Regions from separate parts of the Mus musculus genome. Here regions 1 and 2 are each linked to region 3. A link is a contact called in ENCODE POLR2A ChIA-PET data. All regions are on one chromosome and are shown on one strand. The core of a region is the stretch at or near the end of the contact, and the rest is flanking DNA. Distances in the headings are between cores, read along the strand shown. Region 1 holds the start of Metrnl (meteorin, glial cell differentiation regulator-like). Region 2 holds the start of B3gntl1 (UDP-GlcNAc:betaGal beta-1,3-N-acetylglucosaminyltransferase-like 1). Region 3 holds the start of Tbcd (tubulin-specific chaperone d).

Evidence for each region. ChIA-PET counts read pairs that join two places held with the same protein, here RNA polymerase II (POLR2A).
Region 1: POLR2A ChIA-PET joins it to region 3 with 10 read pairs in Patski. The contact joins the promoter of Metrnl here to the promoter of Tbcd in region 3. POLR2A ChIA-PET finds 5 or more read pairs at or near these places in 2 of 5 experiments (Patski and embryonic stem cell).
Region 2: POLR2A ChIA-PET joins it to region 3 with 10 read pairs in embryonic stem cell. The contact joins the promoter of B3gntl1 here to the promoter of Tbcd in region 3. POLR2A ChIA-PET finds 5 or more read pairs at or near these places in 4 of 5 experiments (Patski and embryonic stem cell).

Annotation. Positions count from the first base shown.
Region 1 is chr11:121,700,638-121,703,898 of GRCm38, forward strand. Metrnl (meteorin, glial cell differentiation regulator-like) reads left to right here and starts at 1,790. Exons shown (of 4, transcript NM_144797.3): 1 at 1,790-2,158. The coding sequence starts at 1,989.
Region 2 is chr11:121,671,477-121,674,634 of GRCm38, forward strand. B3gntl1 (UDP-GlcNAc:betaGal beta-1,3-N-acetylglucosaminyltransferase-like 1) reads right to left here and starts at 1,675. Exons shown (of 13, transcript NM_178664.5): 1 at 1,509-1,675. The coding sequence starts at 1,556.
Region 3 is chr11:121,450,650-121,453,711 of GRCm38, forward strand. It overlaps Tbcd (tubulin-specific chaperone d), which reads left to right and starts at 1,342. Exons shown (of 39, transcript NM_029878.4): 1 at 1,342-1,579; 2 at 2,982-3,032. The coding sequence starts at 1,396.

The DNA of each region.
Region 1 (3,261 bases), core at 540-3,039, 250 kb after region 3:
TGAACTGTGATGAGCCATATAGGCCTTCCAAGATGGATGAGACATGATTGGCTACATGCAAATTGTGTATTCATCTCTACAGAGTCCCTAGTAAAAGGGATTACTATATAGAAAGTAGCCAGAGTTTACAGTGTGCAATTGGCAGGTTCCTTTCCTCACCTGCTTGGGGTTATCACCTGGCTCATATAATGTCTGTGCACTGGAACCCTGCAGTGATAGGGACAAGGTGTATACTCTAAGGGCCTTGGCGTTGGTGGAGTAGACCTTCAAGCTCTCAATGCACAGGTATGTCCCTGGAGCATCAAACAGGGCCTTGAATTTCAAGGTGACATCACTTTATATTCGAGGCAGGGTTCCAGTTCTGGGTTTTAGTTGAGTAGAAAGACCTGCTCAGCTGTACGACTGTTTTACACTGATTCTTAAACTTCAGATGTCTTTTCCAGATCCCCAGACCTTCTCCTTTCCTCAGCTGTTTAGTGGCCTCAAAGCCACAGGTGGTGCTGGCTCTTCCTCTTGAAGACATAAATTTGTCCCTCTTACTCTCAGTATGGTTGCCACCTAATAAATAAACTGCATTTCTAGGCCTTTCCTCATGCATAGAGGGTACTCTGGAATCCCTTGTTTCCTCCTGACCTATCCAGGCCAGTTTCGTCCATCATTTGATACTGTTTGGGGCTTTGAAGTGAAGAAAGATTGCCTCATCACCTTCTCCCTGTTTTGTTTGTTTGTTTGTTTGTTTTTTAAATCAAGCTCCAGGCCAGAGAATGTGTCCCTCCACCTCCCTATTTCTGCCCTGCTCCTGTGTAGCTCCCCCACTAGATGTTAGGATCACCATGATCTCCATGCGACGCCCCTTCATGGCCAGACTGGGCTCTCAGATGGTTATTTTTTTGTTTCTGTTGGAAGGATATTTGGAGACAATTGGATCTGTCAAACTCGGGATGGGAGATACTATTGAAGTATAGAATGGGTCCCAAGATGAAATGACGATAAAGCTCCACACTGCCCAAGGTAGGTTTCACTGTAAAGAAGCATCCAGCCTAAAACCTCAGCTTCAAGATGACAAAGTGAATATTAAACAAGAGACCACAGGACACTTGAAAGTGTGGCCTGGGGACTGATTGCACACCTGAGGCCTTTCTATGGGATGGATGTTCCAGAGTCTCGAATAACCTCGTAGAAGCTGCCAGTGCTTACTAATGGCAGAGTCTCAGTCTCTCTCTGATATTCTCTCTCTCTCTCTCTCTCTCCTCCCTCCCAAGGCAAATTTTGAGCTGGGGAACAGAAAGAGAGGGTGCCAGGAACCCCAAGAAGCCACCGCTCTTGAGTTGTGAGCATCACAATAGTCCTTGTGCACTGGAGGCCACTCAGGCTGTCTAAAAGATGGTGTCTAGCTGCTGGAAGGAGCTCAGATTTCTTCACTTCGTGCATAATAGTGCAGTTCCCCCAGGCCCAAACTCTTCCATCCCCATCCCTACAGCTTCTTCGTCCCAGCCCCAGCCCTCCTCCCTGACCTTGTTCCCGTTCTTTGCAAAGTCGTTTGTCCCACTCCGAGCTGCACTTTCCCTTGTCCTGTGCGGCGAGATGCTGCCCACTGAGTATCTGCGGCGTGACACCAGGGCGTTCCAGGCTAGAGCTGGCAGGACACAGATCTGTGAGCTGGCGCACGGGGCGGAACTGCTGGCCCGGGCCGAAGGCCAGGCGGGGGCGGAGCTCGGCCGAGGGCGGGGTGGCTTCACGGTTCCGCCCCCCAGCTGAGCCAGACCACGGTCCGGGAACTTGCCAGCTCAGAGGTTCTAGGGGCAGCCGGCGCGCTTCTCTAGTTGCAGCTTGGGCGGCTCCTGTGGTGGGCGGCTAGGGGCGAGCCGGGATGGGCTATAGACGCGCGACGTGATCAGTTCGCACGCGGACCCACGCCTCCCATCGCTCTGCCTCAAGAGCCTATTCTGTGGGTGCAGGCACGCACCGGACGCAGACCCGGCCGGAGCATGCGGGGTGCGGTGTGGGCGGCCCGGAGGCGCGCGGGGCAGCAGTGGCCTCGGTCCCCGGGCCCTGGGCCGGGTCCGCCCCCGCCGCCACCGCTGCTGTTGCTGCTACTACTGCTGCTGGGCGGCGCGAGCGCTCAGTACTCCAGCGACCTGTGCAGCTGGAAGGGGAGGTGAGTCTTGCGGGTGATTCCAGCGTGGACTCCCTGGACCTGGACCGGAGCCCTCGGCAGCGAGTGGCAGAGCTTGCGGGGTAGGGACAGCTATGCTGGCCAAGTCCGGTGACCCCCGCCCTAGCTCTGGTTTCAGAACAAAAGAGTTGGTGGCATCTGGGTCCCAGCTCGGAAGACGCCCACTCTCCGCGCGCGTAATACTGCCCTAGTGGGTTTCCTGGGCTCCATAGGCTGCATGTTTGGTCCTCCCAACGGTTGGGATTTCTGATTCTTGGGAAAGGGTTGGGATTGTGCTCATCTAGAGGGACAGCTGTGGCGTGGAGAGCGTGGGGTCCAAACGAGACCCGTATCGGCTGCAGACCGTATCTTTGGGGCAAAGAGATGGGGTCGACACCTGTCTGCGGCCAAATGCAGTAGGGTAGAGCCCTGAGCCCGCTTGGTGAAGGTCAAGCCGCCCTTGGCAGCAGGGCACAGGGTTCCTGTGACACTTCTCTCTCGTCCCCATCAGCAGTGACAGCGGAGGACTTTTTGCTGTTGTTTTAACTGAAGTGTGACGTATGGAAAGAAGCACAAGTCACAAGTGTGCGCGGGCGGGGTGCCTGAGGAGTCGTAGCTACTTTGGACACTGAGAACGCGCCAGGCACAGCGGCCGGCCCCCTCTCTTTGCAGAGCCAGTTTTTTACAGCTGCAAGTTGCCAATTCAGCGGTTTGCATAGCGCGCTGCGCTGATGCGGGTCTCCTGAAAACGTGGGCTGGGACGGCGGTGGGGGTCTGATGTAGCTCATCCCAGGGGCAGGGCGCTTGCGCAGGCCTGGGGAGGTACACGATCTCGTCTGAAGCACAGACTCCAGTGAAGGGGGCTCATGGGGCAATGCGTGCGGTGGGTGATTTTGGTCAAGAGGGTTTTCTGAGAAAGGTGGATGTTGGGCAGTGCCCGGATCTGCGTAAGCAGGGCATCAATGATTATCTTGTACACTTACAGTGCCTGACTTTCTGAGAAAACCACAGAGACCAAAATCAACCCTCATCAAGACTCCTGCTGGAGTGCTTGGACTGAAAGATTGAGAGCAGCTTCTTGAGCTCTGCAGTACCGGTCTTTAAGG
Region 2 (3,158 bases), core at 425-2,924, 220 kb after region 3:
TCAAGCTTGGTGGGACGTGCCTTTATCCACTGGTCTATCTGTCCCCATTTCCTTCTAGATGCTTTTGAAAGGGGGGGAAACCTTAAAAGCATCAAAATGACCCCTCAGTCAGTGGTAGATTCGTGATTCTGATCACTAGGCAAAAGCATCAGCATTCTGGTTAAACATCCCCTGCTATGAGAACCAGACTCCAACAGTGACCCCTTTATAGGGGTCATCACAGCTCATCAAAGAGCCAAGCTGGACCAGGAGGGCGTGGAGAGGCCCTTAATCTTTATTCAACACTTGAATTCTGGCACCCTCACTTTTTCTCAGGGAATCTCACAAAGCCAAAGTTCCTAAAGTAGTATGGAATAAAATCACTGAAACCTGATAACCAAAGGAACCAGGAACTGCCTCAATTTTATATGATATAGTAAGTAGTAAAGAACAGCCAAGAAATTAACAGTTGGCCTCACCCCCCCACCCTGAATTAATGTGAAAAAATAAAACTGGACATGTTTCTGAGCAGGAAAACCAATAGGCTAGGTAGATGTGAACATATACATACATATATGTACATGTTACAAAGCTATATATAACACAAAGGCTATATAATCTCTACAGACAAGGTCTACATATAATATAGGCAATATCTACATAAATCACTGTAGAGGCCATCTATGTATAGTGTACTTTAAATTACTGAATCTGAACACGGTTATAAGAATCTTATAAAGGAGTGTTGAAGACACCGTCCTTTACAAATGAAGCGCTCTTTGAGGAGCTGATGATCCCAAAGTGGCATTCTATCCTGTTTGTGTTTATTCTGAAAACATGTTGCTTAAAGGCTTTTTATTTGTTATTTATTTGAGCTATTGGGGATTGAACCCAGGGTGTTTCACATGCATGTCAGAGTTACACCCCAGTCCTCTGGACTTACTTTGTAAAGGAAAGAACTTTCTTAATTTTCTCAAGACCTACAAGATTTTAACTGAAAAGGGGTGTTATGACTCATATTTGTTATCAGTAAGTGTGGCTCGGACGCTGGAGGGTTTCAAGGTTATCCTCAGCTGTATGTGCTGCAGGCCAGCCAGAGCTACAGACCTCACAACTTTAAAAAAAAAGATATAAATTTCTGACAAAGGCCTTGATTTACCGGTTTCCAATTTCAATAAGACTGGCATGAAAAATACAATCACTTGGCGCAATGCCTGTGAACCACACTTAATGCACCCTGGCCTGAGACATCTAACCCACCTGCTAGGTATTAAGATAGGTGTGGCATGCTGGCGAGCAGGGATATGGCGGGAGGGGCGCTAGTAGGTGTGCAGGTTAGTGTACGGTATGAGCTCGGACACATGTCTACCTCGAAACGGAATGGTGGGAACCCTCCAAGCTGAGGTTCCCGAACCCGTGGCAGCGTACAGCGGCTGCGAGCCGGAGACAAGATGACTACCGTGGAGGGAGAAACAGCAACAGAAGAAGGCACAAGAGGGCGGGACCGCGTCTCACCCGGCCATACCTACCACTAGGGCCAGCGAGCCGCGCGTTGTGGCGTTCTCGGAGACCTCCATCGCGCGGCTCCACTGCCCTTTTCCTGCAATCGCAGTCCTGCCTAGGAGGCCAACGCATGCACAGCAAGCTCCAGGAGGCGATGCACAGACTGGACCGCTTCCGATTGGTGCAGAGCCACGTGGCTCGCTAGGGACTTACGGGTATGGGAGGGCTGTTAGGGGAACAGCCACGTTCTATTGGTGTAGAGACACGTCAGTCAGTAAGGGAAGGCGGTCCTTCGAGCAGAATGCTCAGGGAGGCGGCCCGTCGGTGTTCTCTGGATGGTGGAGCGGGAGGGGCGAGCCGCCGTTCTCGGCGGGAGCAGCTCGGGCGAGGGGTTCCGGGGTGGCCAGAGCTGAGTGTGTGGGCGGGGCCTGGCCGAGCAAAGGGTTGGGCTTCCGGAGTCCGTGGGCGCCCCTGGCTTTGCGCCTTCGTCCTTCTCACTTGCCTCTGTGGCTTCTTGGCCTGCGGAAGTCCTCCTGCCCCACCTGACGGAAATAATCGCAAACTGAAGTCCGCAGCCAAACTAACGTTATAAAAAAACTTAAGAACGGGGGGAACTTGTGGGGGGACGCCACCCTGTGCAAGTAGGTGGTTACTTAAAAATCCCACCGCAGGTTGGGCCTATGTAACTTTAAAAAGGAAAATGCCAGTAAGCTTAAAGCAGGCGACATTTCATCAGAATCTTGTTTGGTCTGACTGCTCCAGACAAGGAGGAAGGACCCCCTCCTGGAGGAAGGTTCTGGGTCTGGACTGGGTCTGTCTGGAGTGAGCCAAAGGTAGATAGTTCTCATGGACCCAAGGCCCTCGTGTGGCCTGCATTAGGACACATGACGCTTGGTCAACGCCAGATAGTTGAGTTCCTATGCTACACAGAGATTCATTGTCCCGGGGGATACTGGGGAAGGAAGTGTTCTATGAACTGTGGGAGTCCCAAAGTTAGGCATCCCACAGAACCAAAAGGTTTCACTAAATTACTTCCAAAGGACGGGTGACAACCTCTGAGCTGCGTGGAACCCAGATATTGATAAAACACCTGATTACTTAATGTAGATAACCCATGTACATTTTGTTTCGTTAGTGCTTTTCTAACTTAATGCTTGTGTCTGCAGTTTCTCCAAATGGTCATCCTACAACTAGAAATATATTTTAAGATGGCATATTTTGGTCATCCACACCCTCCATTTGTGAGGGGTGACACTGAGGTCACCCACTGGCCTTGGCACCAAGCAGCCCTCAAGAGTTTCCACACTTAAAAATAGCAGGAGATGGGTGGAAGAGATGGCTCAACGGATAAAGACAGTTGCTGCCAAGCCTTAGAACCCGACTTTGAGCCCTGGGACCCATGTGGTATCAAGGAGAGAACCTACTCCCACAAGTTATCCTCTGACCTCCGAACATATAGGGTATGGTGCACAACCCCACACACCCCCAACACATGCGCAAAATAAAATGTAATTTAAAAATAGCAAGAGCTCTCAGCAAAGCTTTAGACTGCAGTGCTTTTCAAAATCTTGGTTAATTTATTTTATGTATGTGAGTGTTTTGCCTGCATGTATGCGTGTGTGCCACATGCCTCCCTGGTGCCCATGAAGGTCAGAAGAGAGTGCCAGATCCTCTGA
Region 3 (3,062 bases), core at 92-2,591:
GCAGGCGAATAGGGAAGGAAGCCACCATGCTAGCCCGTTTGGCTCCGGTCCTTCAGTTACAATCACTGCCAGACACTCTCTAGCACCTCACTGTTTTCTATTTTTTTAGATTTTATTTTGCGTACTCATGTGCTGAAATATGTGTGTATAGGTCAGAGTACAACTTGTGGTTCTCTTCTTCTTCCACTATGTGAGGACCAAACTTGTTACCCCACAACATATCTGAGAAGACTGCTAGGATCTATATTTAAGCCAATAGAAAGTCTTTATTAGCAGGCCAGTGACTACCCTGGGTATTCTGGATCCCAGCAAAACAGTGATCCTTCTCATGAACTTTTAACCACACACACACACACACACACACACACACACACACACACAAATATGTTCTAGGTTGACATACTTCAGTTATCAACAATAGTGAGCGAGAAGTAGAACTAGAGAAGCCAAAAAGCAAAGTTAGCACATTCAGAAACTTTTCAGGACCTACGGACTTTGAAGGATCAAGTCTTTGTTTTTTAGTTTGCCCCGTGGGTGCTGTCGAATGAGTTTTACAGCCTGAATGGCACTTTAATCATGGAGTAGGATGTGCTAAGGTTTGGGGGCCTACTGTTACACATTCAACTCCCGAGGCTTAGTGAAGGAGACTTTGCACACTAAACTATCTAACCACTCCAGTCTTCTACTTCCCAGTGAGGTCTGTTCTGGTGAATGCAGGGCCAGCAGCGTATAGCTCACGTCTTTTCTCAGGACTGCTTTGGGTGGTCATGATGGTGCTGTTTGAGGTCACGGCAAAAGCCTTCATCCTGGAGCAATACCCCATTGTCTCCTACACCCTTAAAGCACCCCCCCGCGCCCCACTCCTGCAGGTGCTCAGACATCATTGCCCCATTCTTGCCCCCACACTCAAAACCCATTCCTCCCCTGCGTTCATACACCACCCGTCCTATTCTGGCTCTTTCTACTAGTTCAGCTTTCCTGCGCTGTCCACACTAGCTCAAAACCTTCCATGTTCCTGCCCCCAATTTCAAACCCAGTTATTTCCTTAACCTTACACACACTCAAGCTCCAGAAGGCTTCCAACACTAGAGTTCATTCCCTGTAAAGATCGTACCGGCCCACTGCTCCGGCCACACCCTCCTTAGCCCCACCTCTTTTGGGCTCCACCCACTCCCTGTTGAGGCTGTAGACATTGGAGGCTTAGTTTTTCTGGTGCTTCCCTTCACTCACGCAAGCATCATTTTGCGCGCTGAGCCGACTTCGCGTGAGCTGTTTTGTTGGCTTGCGCGCCCCGTAGTTGGGGGTCGAAGGTCTCAGGGCGGGGCTGGCAGTTCTCGTGCTGTATCTCTTTTCTTCCCGGTTGCCGGTAGGGTTCTTACGGAAGCTGCTGGCAGGATGGTACTGAGCAATGAGCCGGCTGCGAGCGCCGCCGAGGAGGAGGTGGAGGATGATGCGCTTGTTCGCGCCTCCGCCCTGGAAGCGTTCGGCGAGAGTGCGGAGACCCGCGCGCTGCTCCGCAGCTTGCCGGCGGTGCACAGAGAGCGCGCGTCCCGGGAGGTGGCGGAGGAGCGGTTCCGCGGTGCGGGCGGGGCCCCGAGTCTCTATCTTGAGGTCCTTGCATCTGGGAGGAAGGGACCTGGGGAGCCATACCTCCTGCCTTCCCTGCCATGTCCAGGAACTGAGCAAAGCATGCTTGAGACCTCTCTGTGGATAGGGAGGGAACCAGCAGAATTGTTGGATGAACCTGCCTCCTACGAGAGCGCTCATGGCAAGCAAAGAGGAGCGGTCTGGCACGGCGCTCCTATGGGGCTGCGCTATGAGGCCAGGATTCTGCAAACTCAGAGCTCCACGTTTATCTGGGATCTCCGTTCCAGGCAGAGCAGGAGAGTGGACAGTGCCATTAGATTCCTTTGGTGGTTCTAAATCCCCCAAGTTTAGGTAGGCCTTTACAGTCGTTTGTAATGGATACTGTCCGTCATAGTTTTTGTCAACCTTACACAAACCTAGACATACCTCGGAAGAAATCTCAAGTGAGTAATTGCCACCACCAGATTGGCTTGTGGGCATGTCTTTGCGATATTTCTTTAATTACTAATTGATAAAGGACGGCCCAGCCCACCGTGAGATGTACCATCCCTGGCCTGTGGCTCTGAGCTGTATAAGAAAGACAGCTGAACTTGAGCCTAGGAGCAAGCACGCAAGACTCCTCCGTAGTTTCTGCTTCTATTTGCTTTGATTCATCCCTACACTTTTCTCAGTGATGGGCTGTGAAAGCCAAATAAACCCTTTCTTCCTCAAGTTGATTTTTGGCCAGTTTCATCACAGCAACAGAAAACAAAGACAATGTCCAAATGAGCCCTTTGATAATTAGAGTTTTGTACTTGAACAAAATCATCTTTGTGTATTCCTTAGCTAAAAACATTCTCTCCATAATGTCTTTTTTTTTTTTTTTTTTTTTTTGGATGGGGCTCTAGTTTTTGGGTAAGACAGAGTGGTGGGCTTTGTCTGAAGTGGCAGGTGAGAACTGCAGAGGCAGAGAAACCATTGGATTGGGTAGAAACATTAATTTGCTGGTAGGGGTTGGAAAGCAGGTGACCAGGGTTGGGGAGGTTGTACAGTTATTGGTTTGAACATTGTTGGAAATGAAAGGCATCGTGCTAGGCAGGGGAGGGCTCAAGAAGTGAAGAGGGTCTGACTAGCAGGGGAAGGTGGAGTTGTAGAGAGTTGGAGCACCAGCATATGTGTGAGAAGAGATCGGAGGGCAAGATGTGCAGAGCAAAAGAAGAGCAGGAGGTGTGGTCACACTGGTCCTCAAGAGCCTGACAGATGTTGGGCAGCTGTGAGCATCTGTCAGCAAGAAGCCAGGTGTGTCCCTGGGCGTTACAAGGACTAGGAAGACCCTAGCTGTTCCATTAGAGTTACTGAGAGACGTGAATTTCCAAGGCTCACCTGATTTGATTTTCATGTTATTTTCCTTTTAGTAATTATGGACAAATACCAGGAGCAGCCCCACCTCCTGGATCCACACCTTGGTAAGCATAGATTTTGGTGGTTCAATATCA